2 separate regions of the Homo sapiens genome follow, and region 2 is linked to region 1. Evidence: chromatin loops called from intact Hi-C (ENCODE). Cell type or tissue: PC-9. All regions are shown on one strand.

Region 1 (2,500 bases):
AAGTGGAAACCAGATCTGACCAGCAAAAGCCTGGGAAGGAAGCTGGTGTATATTAGGTATTTGCAAGGAGTTGGGCACTTCACATATATAACGTTCATATAATATTAACAACTCTGCAAGGGAAGGCTTATTCCATTTTTTTATTTGAAGAAACTGAGCCTCGGAGAGGTTAAGCAATTTGCCCAAGGCTACACTGTTAGGAAATAAAGCTGGGATACAAACCTGGGGCAGTAGAACTACAAAGTCTAAACTCTTTCCATCCTACCAAGCTGCCTCTCAATCTCACATATAAATAGCTCAGAATTTTACTGAAGATTAACAGGAGAGTGATTCTCAAACTACTTTATATTTTTGCAGGGCCTTAGAGTAACACCTGTCCAACTGACATGGAACCGTGAAAGTCCAGAGTCCTGTGGACTATCCATGTGTAGTTGAAGTCACAGACACTACGTAATCTTCTGAAATCTCTAGTCTGAAAGATTCAAGGTAGGGAATAGCTCAAGAGAGAAAATACCAATAGAAAGTATTATAATACTCAGAAGAGCTTGAACCTCAATAAACTGAGGATACATACTATCAACTATTAAATAGTTCTGACAGATTACACCTATTATATGTTATTATTCACAAAAAGCATATTAGCTGTACTGGGGGAAAAAAAGGAGGATTAATTAGAAGTTATGAAACTTGGAATTCAGTTCAGAAAACCATGAACTTGCTGTGGTGTCTTGAGCAAGTCATTTTTCTTGCTGGGTGTCATTTGTGCCTGTTTGCTCAATACCGGGATTGATTACAGGATATGCACCCGTTACTTCTAACATTCTGTAAGCCTGAAGTTAGTAACTTGTAGACCTACAGGACCTCACTAGCAGAGAGGAGAGATTCTGCTCATGCTTGCACTCTGAACATATTTGATACGCCTTAGAATATGATCCCTGCAACTTTCCTAAAAGCATGTATAGCCAGTTGAGATACTAAGATAATAATCGTGTGGAAGAACAAAAACGTAAACTCTTAAACAGGTGTCTGCAGGTGGTTCCCTTGCTGCATTCCTTTGCGGTGAGCCCAGACATTTCCTTGCCCTGTAGTATCTGTTTCTCCACCTCAGGTTAGGTTTTGAAATTTTAGTTTTTAGACAAACACAGGATCTGGTTTTCCATTTTTGTTCTGTATACAAAGTGACGTTAAAACCATTTCAAAGTCAAACAGGTCTCCTCTCCATCCCTCAGCCCTCAAGAATTCAAACAGGGCTGGGTTTTGTTTGGCAGCAGGGAGTGGCAGTAGCTGTGAAAATGCTTGTCAAATGTAAGAAGGTGTGATATGCTTCAGGAAAGAAAATTGCCAGGAGCAAGAAGGATAGAAAACATGGCATACGAATTGAAACAGCTGCAGAAGAGACATCCAGTTTGTTATATCCATTTGTGTATCTCTATAATACAGAACTAAGTGTTTTAACAGCCCTTTTGAAATTTGAAAATGGATCTTCCATCGATTCAGAGCTATACACTGGCTCAAACTAGCTCTTGTTCAAAGAGGTCATCTGGTAGGTCACTGCCCACTACTACACACTGGAGTCTACATCAAACTTTGATAAGGCTCTGTGAAAACAGGGCAAGTGCTATTAGGAGATCTGTAGAGGAAGAAACGCACCAGATTCTACTCCAACCCCACTGCTATGATCACCAGTGCTCTCAACACAGGGCATTTTTACAAGATATCATGAAGAGATGATAGGAAATAGACCCAATTGCTCTGATAACCATGTTGGCTTCTGTATAAGTTCATTTCAAATATATCTGAAAGCAGTCCTGCCTTTTCAAGGAGCCAAATTTTCCCATCTTAATTATTTGCAAATACTTGTTTCCATGCAACAATCAAAAAGGCAAAGAAACTCTTGGGTACTTTATGCTTCTCACTACTTACTCTTGAGGAAGAAAAAAAGGTCAAAAGCAGCTTTTCTTTACCAATGAAGAAGTTGTTGTCAATATTTTGTAAGCAATTCAGATCATTGCAATATTTCTTGTATTCCTATTCGGTGCTTAGCACTATGCTAAGTATTAGGGATTATATAAGATTTTTATAGTATTTAGGAAGACAAGATTAGTTATTTCATAAAACTTGGTCTTGGGTTCCCAAATCCTTTCGAGTTCTGTTTATTCCTCAGCAAGTAAATAAAAATGTCAATTTCTTTGGCACTGAATCTAAATAGCAGAGAATTTCAGAAAAGGAAGAAAGTAAATAAGAGAGATCTCAGGAAAAGTTTCATTAGGAGGATGCACTGACTCAATACATGTACATGTAACATACATGAAGGGAGGTATAAGCTCTGCCTAAGAGAGTGGAATTGAGAAAGCAAGTCAGAAAAACCTCCCAGAAGATGAGAAGGAATCATTCAGGCCGGGCATGGTGGCTCACGCCTGTAATCCCAGCACTTTGGGAGGCCAAGGCAGGTGGATCACCAGGTCAGGAGATCAAGACCATCCTGGCTAACATGGTGAAA
Region 2 (2,500 bases), 1.1 Mb after region 1:
AAGATGGCAAACGCGCGTCCGCATGCTGGCGGCCCCTAGCGGCAGCAGGCGCGCTCTGCAGGGGGAGACAGCGCCGTCGCCCCCGCCCGGGTCGGCGGGGATCGAGTTCGGCCCCTCCCACTGCGGGAGCCGTCGGAGGCCGCGTCGGAGAAACGCGCCTCTGTTCGGACTGGAAACGAATCTGGGAACGAGTTTGAAGCGCGGTCAAGTTTGACTCATCGCTTTCCAAGGACAGTTAGTGCCTTCCATCTTCATTAACGTGAATAAGGACCTTGGCTGACTTCTTTCCAGATCGGATTTTTAAAGGCATTGTTTGCTTGAGGAGATCATGCTTCTCCCCTCCCCCGCCAGCCTTTTTGCAAAGGCTGAGCCCAGTCCAGCCAGGACGGCCGAGGGATCTCTGCTCCGGGACGCGATTTGCTGGCATTGTCTTCGGGCCCTTCTGGAAGGCTGTCTCGCGCTGAGCGTATGGGGAACGTCCCTTCTGCAACTCCTCTTCAGATCTTGATGATAAAACACATCCCTCTGTTTTATTGCATTTCCTAGAAGCTTGCAGGCTTGCAAGAGCACTGTTGGCAGGAAACGTGATAGAAATGAAAGTCAGGACACAATGTCCCCGAACACCTCGGTTATCCAAAGCGGCTGTCGAGGCCATCGCGTTATCAAATTCGCTTTTATTTACTGTCGTCTCCTGCACCCTCCCGTTCCCCAGCCAAGAGGGCGAAGAGTGTTTTCCCCCAAGAATAAAAACAGCTCCGCGATTTGACCTCACCCCCTGCCGCCGGACCACGGTGGTGTCTGCAGCCGTGCAGCTAGTTGGCTGAAACACTGCTGAGACCGGGAGCCCCACGGCAGGGCCCCTGATGCGGGGTTCACTACGGCAGTTGCAGCCTTATTAAAATTCCTTGTCCTTGTCCCTAAACAGTGCTTTACACTTTCAGATTTCCCTTTGGATTTTTCAGCGGGTTATTGGAGTTATTAGATTACCAATAATCCAACAGCCTCTGTAGCCTCTCTGGCTGGAGAGGAGGGGGGAAGGGCGGAAGGCATTCTCCAAATCGGGAGGCTCTGGCCAAACTAGGTCAATGGGAAGGAGGGGAGGGGCGAGAAAGGGGTTGACGGTTTCAAACCTTGATGGAGGGCTCTCTCTAGCGTTAGGCAGCGGTAAAAACACCATTCGGTTTGAGCTCCCGGAACCACGGGACTCCTAATTTCCAATAAATGCACTTACTTCATTTTAACTTCCCAGATTCTCATCCCTACCCCTTATTAAATCCCAACCGTCTCTTTCACCTTTATCCCACCGGGCGAAGGGGTGAGAAAGCCTCAATGTAGGATTTTGAGGCCAAAGGCTCGTTCTTTGCAGACCGACTCTGACCCTTCCGCTTGCCGCAGAAGGGATGAGCGGCGCAGTGTGACGCCACTGGCTAGTTTTAGGACCAGACTGCGGCCTTTGTGGCTGAGTCTTTCGCTGTCCCCTAGCCCCCGAAAGCGCACCCCGGAGCCTGCTACCGAGACCAATTAGGACATGGCACCCGGGGGTTATAATTCCCGGGAGGGCCACAGGAAGGCGAGGCAACTTTGGAGAGTGCCAGTGCGCGCGCAGGGGTCGGGGCCCCGGCCTTTGCCGAGTCCAAGCTGTGTCTCTACGGTTTCGGGGAAATCGGATTCGGAAATCCTTACGGCTTGGCAGCTCCTGTTCTAAAGACTTTGGGCGGAAACCAAGTGGAGCTGGGTTCCCGTTCTTGCCAACGTAGGCGGAAGGGGCTTTCTGTTTAGTTTTTCTCCAACCTTGCCTGGGGCGCCTATGATGGAGACCCTCAGCCCCTAGGGACTCCATCTTTTGACCTTGAAGTCTCGCTCAAACATTCCCCTAAAAGAACGGGGGTGAGGGAGAATGGAAGGCAAAAAGAGGGAAAAAAGCAAATAAACTTCGGAATCGGACAACTTAAAGTCTCGATATGAGCCTCGGATTGTATTCGAACTCCTGGGTTCTAGACCCAGCTCTGCTACTAACTTGTCTGACCTTCCCCATTTATAAACTGTTGTGGGTGAGAGGTGGGACTAGGTGAACTCTGAGAGCCCTGCACTCGGCGCGGACGAGGGATTTAGGGGAAAGTGTGCTGTATTCCCCGCGAGCCTTCCCCAGCGGCCCCGCCTCCCTGGGTGAATCCCCGGCGGCCAGCGCAGCGCAGGCAGCGATCCTGGCGGCTGCCGGGGCCGGCAGCTTCCTGGAAAGTTACTTCTTGTTGGAGCCGGCAATAGGCAAAGTGTGTTCTGTGAAATCCGCAGAGCCGAGATTGACTACGTTCCGGGAATGAGAGGGCTGTGTCATTCCCCTCATTGCCTGCTGCATTGACGGCGTAACAGGAAAAAAAAAAAAAAAAAAAAAAAGGCATACACACAATGTTAGCTACCGAGGTGCACCAAAAGTTTTATTTGAATGTAACTAAATTAAGGGCCGCCACGGTCATACCACAAAGCCTCCGTCGCGCCTTGC

What was found. Peaks named below come from ENCODE experiments on the same cell type or tissue, not always from the same donor. Only the 100,000 strongest peaks of a DNase experiment are listed, where the experiment ranks them.
Region 2: it touches region 1 in a loop (9-fold over the local background); 5 of 110 quality-filtered maps call a loop at or near these places.

What each region holds. Positions count from the first base shown.
Region 1 is chr3:188,816,396-188,818,895 of GRCh38, reverse strand. All of the region lies in intron 9 of LPP (LIM domain containing preferred translocation partner in lipoma), which reads right to left. Among named protein-coding and RNA genes, the nearest start is that of MIR28, 130 kb to the right of the region's middle. In PC-9, no CTCF peak of the experiment used is centred here; a DNase peak (open chromatin) is centred at 1,115; H3K4me3 peaks cover 586 bases; H3K27ac peaks cover 2,415 bases.
Region 2 is chr3:187,737,647-187,740,146 of GRCh38, reverse strand. All of the region lies in intron 1 of BCL6 (BCL6 transcription repressor), which reads left to right. Among named protein-coding and RNA genes, the nearest start is that of BCL6-AS1, 4.8 kb to the left of the region's middle. RefSeq lists a silencer at 374-549 and an enhancer at 1,051-2,030. In PC-9, CTCF peaks have their summits at 75 (motif pointing left), 971 and 1,172; DNase peaks (open chromatin) are centred at 216, 474 and 1,106; H3K4me3 peaks cover 1,597 bases; H3K27ac peaks cover 318 bases.